2 separate regions of the Homo sapiens genome follow, and region 2 is linked to region 1. The links are chromatin contacts, found by Hi-C or POLR2A ChIA-PET in ENCODE. All regions are on one chromosome and are shown on one strand. Each heading gives the region's core, a stretch centred on a gene start or an enhancer-like site at or near the end of the contact. The rest is flanking DNA. Distances are from core to core; before and after follow the strand shown.

Evidence for each region. Hi-C counts contacts between places; a loop is a spot of excess contacts on that map. ChIA-PET counts read pairs that join two places held with the same protein, here RNA polymerase II (POLR2A). Pooled maps may share reads with other maps.
Region 2: a map of heart right ventricle shows a loop between it and region 1 (2.0-fold over the local background). The contact joins two enhancer-like sites. A Hi-C loop is called at or near these places in 8 of 168 maps with a recorded cell type or tissue (HCT116, OCI-LY7, Right ventricle myocardium inferior and 5 more) and 3 of 50 pooled maps. POLR2A ChIA-PET finds 5 or more read pairs at or near these places in 5 of 52 experiments (HEK293T, HepG2, Panc1 and 2 more).

Annotation. Positions count from the first base shown.
Region 1 is chr18:7,613,405-7,621,364 of GRCh38, forward strand. All of the region lies in intron 1 of PTPRM (protein tyrosine phosphatase receptor type M), which reads left to right. Among named protein-coding and RNA genes, the nearest start is that of PTPRM, 50 kb to the left of the region's middle. Within about 2 kb of position 4,512, at least 11 of the 41 ENCODE cell types and tissues checked have a DNase peak (open chromatin) inside an H3K27ac peak, as active enhancers do; they include heart right ventricle, where a contact is called at or near this core.
Region 2 is chr18:7,652,519-7,660,478 of GRCh38, forward strand. The region is part of intron 1 of PTPRM (protein tyrosine phosphatase receptor type M); the gene reads left to right. Among named protein-coding and RNA genes, the nearest start is that of PTPRM, 89 kb to the left of the region's middle. Within about 2 kb of position 4,798, at least 2 of the 41 ENCODE cell types and tissues checked have a DNase peak (open chromatin) inside an H3K27ac peak, as active enhancers do; they include heart right ventricle, where a contact is called at or near this core.

The sequences.
Region 1 (7,960 bases), core at 3,262-5,761:
TGGCTCACGCCTGTAATCCCAGCAGTTTGGGAGGCCTAGGCAGATGGATCATGAGGTCAGGAGATCAAGACCATCCTGGCCAAAATGCTGAAACCTGATCTCTACTAAAAATACAAAAATTAGCCAGGCATGGTGGCATGTACCTGCAGTCTGAGCTACTCAGGAGACTGAGGCAGGAGAATCAGTTGAATCCAGGAGGTGGAGGTTGCAGTGAGCCAAGATTATGCCACTGCACTACAGCCTGGGTGACAGAGCGAGACTCCGTCTCAAAAAAAAAAAAAATACCCTGAGAGCTGGGACCATGTTGCCTATGCAGTTATCCATCAGTAAATAAACACTTGGTTGATTCCAGTGCAAGGAAAAGGTTGACCCAGTTTGATTAACCTTCTGGGGTCAGCAGATTACTTTTGTCCCTTCCAATTGGTTTAATTCATAATGATTTTTATTTGTATCAGGTAGATAAATTATAATGTTGCATAGATGGAAAATGCTCTGTTGAATGGAAATCTGAATTTTCCTTATAAGGCTTAACATTTATAGTCTTACTGGGCTGCTAGATAGTTATTGGAAAAAAGAGAATGACACGTTCATGACTTAGTGGGGGGATTGCTGATTTGACTCATTTAACAATGGGGTCTGCCGATGGTGCATACATCACAGATAGGAAAAATACTTTTTCTTCCACCCTCTCCAGAATACTTTAGGGTAAGGAGAACCAGAGAACATGTGTTAAATGAATCCAAATCAAACCTACTAGTTATACAAATGATTTAAGCGTTATTGTGGAAATTTACATAAAACTCAGACTCAGCGTAAAACAGTACAAACACCAAGGCCAAATGAGTTACCACAGTAATAAAGTACACACAGGGCAACGTGCCTGTGATATAGGGAAGGCTGTCTTTAAAGTACTTCTGGAATGTCAGTTTCAGAAACTGAAAAAGATGCTAGAAGTTTGATTTTGTGTGATCAAACATCATTTAGAAGCTAAGGAACAGAAGGAATATTAAGGTACCCAAAGAATATTAAGGAACCTAGGAATGTTTGTGTTTGGGGTGATTAGAGCTTCTTGCAAGCTTAGAAGTAGGAAGCTAATGATAAGGGATCATAAAAAGAACAAAATAGATTGTTTTAACTCTGAAGGATTGTCTTTTTCTTTAGAGAAAATTGGATCACTTATAGGCAGCCAATCTGTTTAATAATCTGACTTTTATCATCCCCAACCAAAACATCCAGATGCATTTTGTTGCCTTCCCCTGTCTAATGTGAAATAGTGGTTCAGTATACTGTTCATTTTTCATTAAGAAATTGTCAGCTGCTGTTGACAAACAGGTAATGAGTTTGACACAGGATCGATGTGCTGTCAGTCTTGAGCACAGGCATGTGTTTATCTTGTAAGGTGGCTTTTTGCATGGGCTTAAAGAGTTGTTTTTGACTCCAGGGAACCTATGAATAAACTTCATTCTAATAACGGTTTTACAAGTTTTGTCAAGTTTTTAAGAGAGATGATCAGTTTTTTGAACCGTTTTACTTTTTAGAGGGAGTTTGGAGTTGAGAATTAAACTTTGATACTTCCTGTTGTCCATCCCCTAGCCAACACACACATTATTATAATAACATTTACCGAGTGGCTTTTTTCTGTATGTTAACATTTACATTGATGTTCCCATAGATTATAATTGAGAATTTTTAGGAAGGTTCTTCAAAATCGTTTGTTGCTTAACTCTGATAATTTTTCAATTTGGGCAGCTGGTTTGATTTTGCCTAAAACAAAAACCTCATCATTTAAATACAGTTACTTTAAACAATTAATGTAACAATAAACAAAATTCGGGAACTGTAACAGGAAAAAAAATCACCCATGATCTTATTATCAGTAAAGCACTGTCATCATTTCTATATTTTTCATTCTCTTTTTTTCAAGGATCATGCTTAGTTTTGCATACACACATGGAAGGGCAGGCTGTAGCAGGAAGAGAGACGGGATCACTCGCCCCTTTCTCTTTGGTGGTTGAGGCTTTCTAGCTGAGTGTAGCTGGCTCTCCGAAAGGCCCTGTGTCATGCTACAGAGACTAGGTCCATTCCCCAGTACCTCTCCAGCCTAGTCTCTGAGGAGCCATCCCTGTCATCTGGGAGGCCTCTGCCTTCCTTCTCTGGTACATGGAAGCAGCAGAAGGAACAGGTGCCCTTCTGTCTTCTCTTGAGAAGTCCTCCCCTCCCTTCCTGTAAGGTGGCAGGCCTCAACATTTTTGGCACCAGAGACTAGTTTCATGGAAGACAATTTTTCCACAGATGGGGTGGGGTGGGGATGGTTTGCAGGATGATTCAAGTGCATTACATTTATTGTGCCCTTTATTCCTATTATTACATTGTAATATATAATGAAACAAATATATAACTCACCATAATGCAGAATCAGTGGGAGCCCTGAGCTGGTTTTCCTGCAACTAGACGGTCCCATCTTGGGGTGATAGGAGACAGTGACAGATCATCAGGGATTAGATTCTCATTAGGAGCGTGCAACCTAGATCCCCCGCATACACAGTTCACAATAGGGTGTGCACTCCTATGAGAATCTGACACTGCTGCTGATCTGACAGGAGGTGGAGCTCAGGCAGTAATGCTCGCGAGCCGCCACTCATTTCCTGCTGTGCCGCTAGGTTCCTGACAGGCCGTGACTGGTAGCAGTCCATGGCCTGTGGGTTGTGGACCCCTGATTTAAGGGACATCAGGAAAGTCCAGCTGGGTTCCTGTTAGGATGCTGGTTTTTTAGACAGGGTCTCACTCTGTTGCCAAGGCTGGAGTGTGGTGGTGCCATCACTGCTCACTGCGGCCTTGACCTCTTGGTCAAGGCTGTGATCTTCCTGCCTCAGCCTCCTGAGTACATGGACTACAGGCATAGTGCCACCACACCCTGCTAATTTTTAAAATTTTTGTTGAGTTGGGGGTCTCACAGTGTTGCCCTTGGGGTCTTGAACTTCTGGGCCCAAGGTATGCTCCTGCCTCAGCCTCCCAGAGTGCACCCAAACGTGGTGTTTCAGACATGCCACAATGCTCCACTGCAGATCTCACTCCACACCTGACCAGGGGAGCAGCCCAAGGTCTTGGGATCACTCACCCCTTTCTCTTTGGTGGTTGTGGCTCTCTAGCTGAGTGTTGCTGGTTCTCAGAAAGGCCCAGTGTTGTGCGGCAGAGACTGGGTCCATTCCCCACTACCAGCCCGGGCACCCCTCACTCGTGGGCCCGCCTCTTTCCTCTTTGTCTCCCATCCCTGGCTTGGTTTCCTGGAAGAATGCCTTGAGAGAAGCTGCAGCCAGTTTGTGCTGGTGAGGAAAGCATAGTTTTCAGAAGCTTGTCCTCTGGTCCCCATCCTGCCTGTCTTCCCACTTGGGGTGGGAGGCCTGGGGAGATCTGCCTGTTCTCACTCGCATGGCCAAGCTGATCCTGGTGTCTGTTGTTTGTCTGGCCTGCTCTCCTGGCCAGCGCCCAGGATGTGCTTCCTTAGTGCTTCCACATGTGAGTGGCTGGGCTGGGGTGGGTTAGTCGAGGTTGTTCTCACTGTCAGCACCTCTCTGATCAAACAGAAGTACAGAGAGGGAGGTTCTGCATTCACAAAAAATCAGAAGGGTATTAAACGTAATATGTTTGAGTAGATGCCTTAGAAATAGAATTCACAGCAGAATGCCCTCTTTCCAGTAGAGAATAATTCAGGACCCCATACTGTAGCATGGTGGAGCATGTTTGGAAGTCACCCATCCCCATTATCAGTGGAAGTGCCGAGATCATTATTCTGAGCACAGGATCTTTTTCTAAGAGGATTTTATGGTTTTAAAGGGAGTTTGGAAAAGGGACATTTGGGAAGCTTGAAGTGATGGGACAGAAATATCGATTTGTAGGTTGAATAATTAGACTCCTCCTCGATGTTCAGGTCTTGCTGCAGTGTCCCCTGCTTGATGATTTTCTAGTGGCTGCAATATATGACCATTATACATTGCAGAAGTTATAGTTATTTGTTTAAACACCTTTCTCCTCTGTTAATCTGTAAGCTCTTTAAAGGCATAACCTCCCCTTTTTCTTTTATTTCCCTGGAGCAACTATTATACATACAATAAAGATTTATTGAAATGAGTCAGATAGTGTCTTCTTATTTTTGGGAAAAAACATAGTTTTCCAGAGTAAATTTAGAAGTTATTTGCTTAATTGAAAAAATATAATCCTTAATCAAAAAACTTAATTTTAAAGAGGGTTTGCACCAAGCTTAAACACTGGTGTGTGTGTGTAAATATGCATTTTTAAATGTAATATATGTGTTTCTTTCTCCTTTCCGCTGGTATAAGCATTTCGTGAGAAGAGGATAATCATCAACCGCTTGAGTTAATCTGGGGGAATGTCTGGGAAGTGGGAAGTTGAGGAATGCCGCATTGTTGAATACATTGAGAGCATTTCTGGTTTCAATTTGGTTTACCTACTCTTGGTCTGGGAGATCTGGAATGCTGCCCTGGACTTTCGGTTTTGTGTGAATTGGCTCTGAGGAAAAGGATTGCTAGAATTAGCTGTTGGAATGAGGAGCGGCAGAGACTGGGCTCTTGAGAAGCGAGTGGACTGGAATCTGTTCTCTGAGATGTTGCCTTGAATCTGACTTGTTGATGACAGACCCATATTGGAAATATTATTCCACTGTTAATAAGAACATTTTATTTTCACATGCAACTTGTTAAATATGTAGCCAAAAATCCTGAAACAAAACAAACCCCCTCTCCACTCAAAAAACTTTTCTGGAAGTGGTTACTTAATAGTGCACATTTCAATAGACCGTTGAATGAAACACTAAGATAAAGAAAATGTTCCCTGAGGGAAGAGTCCTGAGTTAATGGCTTAGAAAGGTGTTGTAATCAACTAAGTTTTCATGCCTCTTTCTTCTTCTCATTACTGCCATTTCCCTTATTCTGATTTACTGATTATTTTTTTGAATAATACATTTTAAAAGAGTATTTGTTTCTCTCACTTTAACTCAGATTTATCACAGTTTGAAACTTCTATTTAGTATAGTAATAAAATTAGTTTTAGTAGGAGTAGTAAATTGAGGATGTGACAAGTGAATAAATTACTGAAGGCTCAAAACAAAAAGCAATACAAAAAACCTGAAAGGAAAAAAACCCAAAAATAAATCCCCAAACCTGTTTGCCCACATCTACTATCTTTCAGAACCAAGTAAGAATCTCAGTTCTGCAGCACCTTTCCTCGTTCTTCTTTTCATAGTTTGTACCCTTTGATTTGTGATGCCTTTTACTTCACCCCAAACCCCCGTGACATTTAAGATGCGTGCTATACAAAATACGGTTCCTGGCTAACCAGCACCATAACGCTTGTTAAGCTTTTTCTATTCTGCAGAGGCGATAGCTCTGAAATATAGAAGTGATTGCATTAAATCCTTGGCTGGCAATTTTGTGTGGGATTGGGTATTGAAATGCAGCAAAGCAAATAATGAAGGCATATGTTTACCTATAATTCTTTTTTACCTTGGGAGAAGGATTAAATAGGAACAGTTTGGTTGTTGTCAAATTCTTAACAGTTGCTTTCAAGCATGAAACAGTCCCCGGGCTCTCGGAGGATTTACTTAGCAGTTTGAATAGAGAGGTCTTTACTGCTAATGGAACTGAGATGGCAGGCTTAAGCAATGGGGTGCTTTATAGCCTCTTTAGCCACTTGAGAAGATGTAACATCAAATAGCTGAAACCATCCTGATCTCCATTGGTGTTTAGGAAGTTGTGCAAAGATTGGTGAATAAATAATTCAGGGTTGTATGAATGTCTGGATGCCAGGAATGTTGAGAGTATCTAAAAGCTTGATTCACAGAGGATTTAGTTCTGGGAGAAACTCTGGAGCCCCTCCTTGAGCTTGGCACCAGGGAACATTTACAGATGATGACATTTTCTAAGAAAGAAAGAACTTTCACTTGGGATTGACTGGGCTTTGTAAAGCAACATTTCACTGGGGACTCCAGTCCCGGAAAAGTCTTATTTGTAAAATAAAGAATATTTTCAGTACAGATGGTTGGCAGTTGCTGCTGTGTGTGTGTGAATGTGTGTGTGTTTAAAATACAGGATGGTGATGATTATTTAGGGTCTTAAATAACCATTTAAGTTCTGTACTATTTAATGGTTAAGCTTTAAGAAATCACTTGTTGAAGACACAGGGGAGAAGTAGTCACAGTTTGTCTGTTGAAGCTTCTGCTTCACGCTCTCGTCATCTGTTTCAGACCTTAGTAAAGACGTCCCGAATGTGTTGTCCAATGAACAGGTGGGCAGCAGGTGTTGGGGACCCACTGGATATATGAATATTCACAAATATTCGGACTCTCCTCCTGCGCATAGAGTAGATAGCAGTTCCCTGTTCATTTGGACATAGGCGTGACCATATGACTTGCTTTGGCCAATTAAATGTCACTTCTGAGCAGAAGCAGGAAAGCTCGTGCTTGTTTCACCACATCCTGTGCCATGGAAACTTGCAGTTGATTCTTCAGCCCCAGGGTGAGGATGACTTGGAAAAGAGCTCCCAGCTGATGGCCAGTGGGCATGGAGGGTGCACAAGAAGTGATATGTTCCTTGATATTTTGTGATTGTTACTGCAGCATGACTTAGCCTGCCCCGATGCATACAACCTATAAAGTACTAGATTTTTCTCTAGGAGAAAACCACTCAGGCGGTCCATGGGTGTTTCCCTACCTTAGGCTGAATAGAGAACTTCCCATGGTGATGTGGTGGACAGGAGTTAGGGCAGAGAAACCGCTGGCTGCTACACAGGAACCACTGTACCAGGCATTGGCCTTTCTCCTTTGTTTCTTGTTGTCTGTTTCCCATAGGTTTCTACAACATTCTTTCTCTTCCTGCTTCTACCCGCTAAGTCTGTTTCTATCCTTTGCATGGTATCTTGGTGGGAATTCTCAATTTTATGCTAACCAAACATGGAAAGCAGCTTCTGTTCTTCCATTACATGACTCAGAATGCCTGGACCCCCGACCCCTCTTCTCTGCCACAGATGAGGACAACTCTGTGTCCTAGAGTGGGTGAAAGTGCTTGTAATTGCCAAGTGAGGGAGATTCACATGCTTTCATCAAGCCAGAGCTGGGCGGCTGGGGAATCGGATTCTAGACCTATTATCCTTAGGTGCATTGCAGTGCTTGAGAGAATCTGCTTTTCACAAATGTTTTCCACTCTTCACAAAACTCTTGGGAATTGGAAATATAATGCACACTTTATAGCTGGGAAGTTGAGGCTCACAGAAGGTAAGTACTGTGCTCAGATCATCACATGGACATGATATCACTGAAGCAGCTCCAAGAAGTCTCTCATTCCAAGATGTACACTCTTTCTACTGCTGTATTATACACTTCTGAGTGTGATTAAATAGGCATAGTTGAAAGAGGCAGTAATATTTGAACCTATCAAAAGCCAGTTCAAATAGATCATAACAGTAATACAGCAACAATAAAATAATAATAGGCTGGGTGCAGTGGCTCACACCTATAACCCCAGTGATTTGGGAGGCTCAGGAGGATTGCTTGAGGCCAGGAGTTTGAGACCAGTCGGCAACCTAGTGAGACCCCGTGTCTACTAAGTAAATAAATAAATAAATAAACAAAACTTTATAAAATAATAGCAGCTAAAACTTACGCAGTGCTTATTGTATGCTGCAATATTCTAAGGCCTTTAAATTTATTAATGCATTTAATCCTCATAACACTGTGAGTAAATATTCATATGAGGCAGTAGAGGCACAGAGAGGTTAAGAAACTTGCCCAAGGTCACATAGCTAATAATTGGTAAACTGGGATTTGAACCCAGACTCTAGAATCCTTGATCTAAAGAACAAATGTTTGAAACTCTGTTAAATTAAGACTAAAAGAGTATTTTTTAAAGAAGAGCAGTTTTATGTTCACAGCAGATTTGAGAAGGTGCTA
Region 2 (7,960 bases), core at 3,548-6,047, 39 kb after region 1:
ATAGACTGGATTAAGAAAATGTGGCACATATACACCATGGAATACTATGCAGCCATAAAAAATGATGAGTTCATGTCCTTTGTAGGGACATGGATGAAGTTGGAAATCATCATTCTCAGTAAACTATCGCAAGAACAAAAAACCAAACACCGCATATTCTCACTCATAGGTGGGAATTGAACAGTGAGAACATATGGACACAGGCAGGGGAACATCACACTCTGGGGACTGTTGTGGGGTGGGGGGAGGGGGGAGGGATAGCATTGGGAGATATACCTAATGTTAAATGACGAGTTAATGGGTGCGGCACACCAGCATGGCACATGTATACATATGTAACTAACCTGCACATTGTGCACATGTACCCTAAAACTTAAAGTATACTACTACTACTACTACTAATAAAAAAGGGTTCATGCCCCAAATATACGATTCTTAAAATTCAACAATAAGAAAACAAATAACCCAGTTAAAAAATAGGCAAAAGATCTGAACAGATACCTCATCAAAGAAAATGGCAAATAAGCTTATGAAAAAAATGTCTGAACAATACATGTCATTAGGGAATTGGAAATTAAAACAGAGATACCACTATGTACTTTATTATTATTATTATTATTATTATTATTATTATCATTATTGTTTTAAGACAGGGTCTCACTCTGTTGCCCAGGTGGGAGTGCAGTGGCATGAACATGGCTCACTGCTTTCTCGACCTCCTGAGCTCATGTGATCCTCCCAGGTCAGCCTCCCAAGTAGCTGGGACCACAGGCATGCACCACCACACTTGGCTAATTTTGTTTTAAAATTTAACTTTTAAGTTCTAGGGTACGTGTATAGCTTTGTTATATAGGTAAACTATGTCATGAAGGTTTGTTGTACAGATTGTTTCATCACCCATGTATTAAGCCTAGTACCCATTAGTTTTCCTGATCCTCTCCCTCCTCCCACCCTCTGCCCTCTTTCCCATAGACCGCAGTGTGTGTTGTTCCCCTCTTTGTGTCCATGAGTTCCCATCATTTAGCTCCCCCTTATCAGTGAGAACATGTTTTACTTGGTTTTCTGTTCCTGTGTAGTTTGCTAAGGATAATGGTCTCCAGCTCCATCCACATTCCTGCAAAGGACAATCTTGTTCTTTTTATGGCTGCATGGTATTCTATGGTGTGTATGTACTACATTTTCTTTATCCTATCTGTCATTGATGGGCATTTATGTTGATTCCATGTCCTTGCTGTTGTGAATAGTGCTGCAGTGAACATACACATGCATGTGTCTTTATGGTAGAATGATTTATATTCCTCTGGGTATATACCCAGTAATGGGGTTGCTGGGTTGAATGGGATTTCTGTTTTTAGGTCTTTGAGGGATCATCACAGTGCTTTCCACAATGGCTGAACTGATTTACACTCCCACCACCAGTGTATAAGTGTTCTGTTTTCTCTGCAACCTCACAGGCAGTTGTTATTTTTTGACTTTTTAATAATAGTCATTCCGACTGGTGTGAGATGGTATCTCACTGTGGTTTTGATTTGCATTTCTCTAATGATCGGTGATGTTGAACTTTTTTTCATATGCTTGTTGGCCATATGTATGTCTTCTTTTGAAAATTATCTCTGTTCTTGTCTTTTGCCCACTTTTTAAGGCAGTTGTTCATTTTTTTCTTGTAAATTTAAGTTCCTTAGAGATGCTGGATATTAGACTTTTGTCAGATAATATAGCTTGCAAAATTTTTCTCCCATTTGGTAGGTTGTCTGTTCATTCTGTTGATAGTTTCTTGCTGTACAGAAGATCTTCAGTTTAACCCACTTGTGCTGGAGGTTACAAATTTTTTTGTGTGAAAAATTAGACCTTGGCGATGACCTTGAGTAGCAGGATATAAAAAACCCCACAAGCTTAGTGTTCCAATAATGGAACACTAGGCATAAATAGGTTAATTAGATCCTGTTTGTCAATTTTTGCTTCTGTTGCAGTTGCTTTGCTTTTGGCATCTTTGTCATGAAATCTTTGCCTTTTCCTATGTCCAGAATAGTATTGCCTAAGTTGTCTTCCAGGGTTTTTATAGTTTTGAGTTTTACGTTTAAAGTCTTTAATCCATCTTAATTTTAGCATAGTATGTAGAGAAGGGGTCAAGTTTCAATCTTCTGCATATGGCTAGTCAGTTACACCAGTGCCATTTATTGAATAGGGAGTCCTTTCCCCATTGCTTGCTTTTGTTAGCGTTGTCAAAGATCAGATAGTTGTAGGTGTGTGGCCTTATTTCTGGTTTCTCTGTTCTGTTCCATTGGTATATGTGTCTGGTTTTGTACCAGTACCATGCTGTCTTGTTTACTGTAGCCCTGTAGTATAGTTTGAAGTCAGGTAGCATGATGCCTCTAGATTTTGTTCTTTTTGCTTAGGATTGCATTGGCTATTCAGGCTCTTTTTTTGTTCCATATGAATTTTAAATAGATTTTTCTAGTTCTGTGAAGAATGTCAGTGGTAGTTTACTAAGAATAGCATTGAATCTATATAAATTGCTTTGAGCAGTATGGCCATTTTAATGATATTGATTCTTCATATTCAGGAGCATGGAATTTTTTCCAGTTGTTCATGTCTCTGATTTCTTTGAGCAGTGTTTTGTAGTTCTTGAATAGGTCCTTTACTTATCTTGTTTGTTAGCTGTATTCCTAGTTTTTTTGTTTCTTTCTTTCTTTTTTCACACCGGCTAATTTAAAACATTTTAGAGATGGGATCTCACCAAGTTGCCCAGGCTGGTCTCAAACTCCTGGGCTTAAGTGATGGTCCTCCTGCCTCAGCGTCCCAAAGTGCTACGATTACAGGCATGAGCCACCACGCCCCACCTACACACATGTTAGAATGGCTAAAATCTAAAACACTTACAATGCCAAATGCTGGCAAGGATGTGGAACAAGAAGGACCTTCATTCATTGCTGGTGGGAATGCAAAATAGAACAGCTGCTTCAGAAAGCAGTCTGGCAGTTTCTTACAAAGGTAATCATAGTCTTAGATATGATCCAGCAATTCTGCTCCTAAGTTTTTGTCAAAAACATATGTTCACATAAAAATCTGCACACATGGTTATAGCAGCTTTATTCATTTTTGCCAAAAGTTGGAATCAACCAAGATGTCTTTTACCAGGTGACTGGATAAACTGGTACATTGAGACAATGGAATATTACTCAATGCTAAGAAGAAATGAGTTTTCAAGCCCCCAAAAGACATTGAGGAATCTTAAATACATATTATTAAGTGAAAGAAGTCAGTTTGAATAAGTCTGTATGTTTTATGATTCCAGTTATCTCACATTTTCGAAAAGGCAAAACTATGTACATAGGAAAAAGATAAGTATTGTCTCACATCCATTAGGAGCAAAAGAACAAGGAAAAGAAATGAAAAAGGAAACTAATGACTATTAGTGAGGATGCAGAGAAAGCAGAACCCTTATGCACAGTTGATAGGACTGTAAATGGTTCAACCACTGTGGAAAACAGTATGGCAGTTCCTCAAAAAACTAAAAAGAGAATGATCCAACATTGGATGCAACATTCCACTTCAGTATATATACCCAAAATAATTAAAATCAAAGTCTCTAAAAGAAATTTGCACACACATGTTCATTGCAGCATTATACACGATAGCCAAAAGGTAGAAGAAACCCCAGGTGTTCATCAGTGAATGAAAGGGATAAACAAAATGAAGTATATTCCTTTGATGTAATATTATTCAGCTTTAAAAGGGACACGTGTTACAACACAAATGAACCTTGAGGACGTTGTGCTGAGTGAAATAAGCTGATCACAGAAAGACAAATTCCAAATAATTTCACTTTTATCAGGCATCAAGAGTAGTCAGATTTGGAAACAGAAAGTAGAATTGTGGTTCCCCGGGGTGAGGGGAGGGCAGTTGAGATAGGAGAGAAGGGAGTGGGGAGTTATGTAATGGGGATGGTGTTTCTGTTTTGCGGGGATGAAAAGAGTTCTGGTGGCGATGGTTGCTTAACACTGTAAATGCACTTAAGACTGTGAATTTTATGTTATTTGTATTTTCCTATAATTTAAAGAAGAAAAGATCAATGGTTGCCAGAAAAGTTCAGTGGTTGGGGATGGTGGAGAGGGATATAAGGTAGAACAGAAGGGGTTTTTAGGGTAGTGAAACCCTTCTGTATGATGTTGTGATGGTGAATATGTGACGTGCATTTGACAAAACCCATTTGGTGGAACTATGGAACTAGGAAAAGTTCTCATTGTTTTCCCTATTCATGGTGGGGATTCATTTATGCTAATTGTTTTATCTTCTCTCCATCCTCAAAATTTGTCCTCCTCCTCCTGAGAACAGGTAGCCAGCTTGCAGTAGTAGCAGCTTTATCTTGTGCAGTCATCTGGTTGTCTTATTTTCATCTTCCTTCCCCAGTTCTTTCCCCCTTTCACTGCTGTAAGGCCAAGGTGGATGTGTAGGAAGCAGAGGTATCTCCATTTTCCTTTGGAAACTTTCTGCTTCTTACCAGCTCTACACTTTCCGACATACAATGACCCTTTTTGCTAAAATTTGGATTCTCAGTTTAACAAAAGATTGAGAGAAAATAGTTGTGTCCCTGTCCCTTGACTCTTCCTTTAAAAGATGTTTCCAGTCACCATACTTACCCTCTGAGTTTAGATTTTGCCAAATTGTTGGCAGGGTTTGAAGGCCAGGACGCTCTGTGTGCTGCTATTTCTGGATCTGCCATTGACAGCAACCAGATTACAGTGAAGCCCGTGAACTGACAGTCCAGGGCAAGTGTGCTGTTGCCGTGGGCAGTCCACGATGGGGGCCTCTCCATCCTTCTGAGTTAGGACAGTCATTCCTCCCGAGGTGGCTTGTCCTTTCTGATGATAGATTGAGGGAGACAAGCAGCACATGAGTAGACACACACCTTGCCCGAGCAGTTGGTGCCATTTAACAGTTTCTTCCCACTCTTGACATTTTCATTTTCCTCCTTCACCTCGCTCATCACTAGTTGTTTGCATCTTATTTTCTATACACAGCCGTAATGCAGAATGACAGAACACACACACAAGCTCCATTACTCATTTTCTATGCCGTATTCTACTCAAATTACACAGTGATTTTGCATGAGCTGAGCCATGAAAGGGGCATACGATTTTAATTGTACACTGGCCTTGTGCAGGGCATCATTCAAGATGGACCGAAATTTTCATGAAGCATGGCTGCTTAAAAAAGCAGCAGTGAAATGAAAAGGTGTTGCATTTTTGTTTCGCTCATGCTGGCTTGCACTTGCCTTGTTTATCAAGAAGTCTCTTTCCCAGGGAACAATGAGGATTTTTAAATCACATTCCTGGGGGAAGAACATTGTGTTGTCACCCTTTCATTCTCCCTCCCCTCCCCCAGTTTTACTGAGGTATAACTAGCAAATAAAAATTGTGTATATTTAAGGTGTACATCATGATGTTTCGATACATATATACATTGTGAAATGATTACCACCCCTCACCTCACATAGTTACCTTTTATTATTTGTGGTAAGGAAAGTTAAGATTTACTCTCTCAGCAGATTGCAAGGATACAATACAGTATTATCAGCTGTAGTCACCATGCTGTACATTACATCCCCAGAATTTGTTTATCTTGCACAACTGAAGCTTCATGCCCTTTGACCAGCCTCTCCTGGTCCGTTCATTCTTAAATGCTGTTCTGGGCTCTGGGGTGACTCAATTGTAGAAGCTATACAGCATTTGTCTCTTTTTCTCCAGCATGATCCCTAGAAAGCCTGAGAATCTATTAAAAACATTGTGGCTTCCTAAAATTAAAGTAAATTTATATATATATATATATATATATATATATACATACACACACACACACGCTATAAAAATGAACAACTTTAGTACAAGAGGTAGCAGAATGGTCGGTCACTGATGCAGACGTTTCTCAAGGATTTTAGCTTCAGACTTACATGGAATCAACCAGCCTCTCTACTTCCTTATTTCCATGATACTCAAGTCACCAGCTGTGTTAGGGGTTGCATGTCTGATGCCTTTGATTTTGAGTGCTGCTTTCCCCTCCTTGTAAAGACGTTTTATTCAAGGATGGAAGGTTGGCTCTGAAGCCTAACATAACTTACAGAAAAAGTGCCGCACACAGTGTCTTAACTCAGGTAGGTCCTGGGTTTAATGTTTGACGTAGTAAACAGCTGAGGACATGAGAACATGCTGGGACATGAGAATGTGCTGTTTTTCTCACATGAAGTTTTCCTAGTAAATAGACTGAATGGTGAATGTTAGCAGAAACCATTTCTTTTGGCCGCTTGTTTTGGTTTCTGGCAGTGCTTTTGTGCTGGTCACTGCTCTTACCTCATTCATTCCCCAGTTCTTGTTATCTTTGCTTTAGTCACATTGATGAGATTTCCAACCTTTTAGCTCACCAACCTTGCTTCTGCCTCAGGGCCTTTGCCCTTTCTGTGCATCTGCCTGAAGCTCTCCCCAGTTCTGCAGACAGCTACCATTTCCATATTCAGGTCTTCAGTCAAATTGTCCCTGGTTGCTAATGAGTTCTTATTTGATGACCATATTTAAAATTGCAGGTATACACATGCACATGTATGTACACACACACACACACACACACACACACACACACACACAATCTCCCTTCTCTGCTTTATTTTTTTCACTGACTGTTCTCCATCTTACATACTAAATATTTTCCTATTTTCGTTTGTCTCCTGCTACTAGTATGTGAGTCCATGAATTCAGGAATCCCTCTGCTCTGTATTCTCTGAATTCATTTCTGTGTTCCCAGTCTCCAGAACAATGTCTGGCACTTAGGATATCCATAACTATCTATTGAATAAGTGAATGAATGGTGGCCAGCCTGCCCACACTGTCTACAGCATCACCACAATTCATTTTCCACCTAGGCACTTACCTGCAGTCTAAAGTTATCTTGTTTATTAATGTGTTTCCTTAATTATCACCTGTGTCTCCTTTCCTGAAGTGAAAGGAAGCTCCAAGTGAGGACAGGCCTGGCTTACCTTGCTTAACTGACATTCCAGCACCTACTACAGTGCTTGACAGATAGTAAATGCTCAGTAAACAGCAGTTGGATCAGTGAAGGGCTTGTTCTTCCTGCTTCCCGTCTTCCTAATACAGCAGTTTTATGTCATTCTTCATAGCACTAGCTCCACTGAATATATCTTTTTTATATTCGTGACACATGTTTTCTTTGACCTTTGGGGTGCCTCTGGCAATGAAGACTCAAGTGTCAATGGGTTGATGGGAATCCTGGTGCCAAAAGAAATGGCCCGGTCTGTAAACTTGCTTAATCTAGTGCAGAAGCCTTAGATCTTTCCTAGAAAGTCAGTGATTTTGACTTTCTTGCCTCATTTCAAAGTCATCTGTCATGTGTTCCCACTCTGTTGGGTTCAGAGGGCTCTGTGGACAGTTTGGCTTGAAGATTTCCTCTCCATCCAGCCTTCTGGAGGGTGAAAGTGGACGTGCTACACTTGCTTACAAAAAGGAAAGATGACCATAATGTAGCATTTTCTGGCTGGGTGCAGTGGCTCACACCTGTAATCCCAGCACTTTGGGAGGCTGAGATAGATCACTTGAGGTCAGTAGTTCAAGACCAGCCTGGCCAACATGACAAAAGCCCATCTCTACTAAAAATAAAAAAATCAGCTGGCATGGTGGCGCATGCCTGTAGTCCCAGCTACTTGGGAGGCCAAGACAGCAGAATCGCTTGAACCTTGGAGGCTGAGGTTACAGTGAGTCGAGATCATGCCACTGCATTCCAGCCTGGGTGACAAAGAGAGACAATTTCTCAAAAAAAAAAATAATAAAATAAGTAAAGCAAGCAGTAGAAGTGGGTTTGGTCGATTTATGCTTCAAGAGGTTTTTGTATGGTGGCCCAGGCTGAGAAGCTGAGTGTGATTAAAAATTTTCTTTTGGGGAACCCCTTCCCAAAG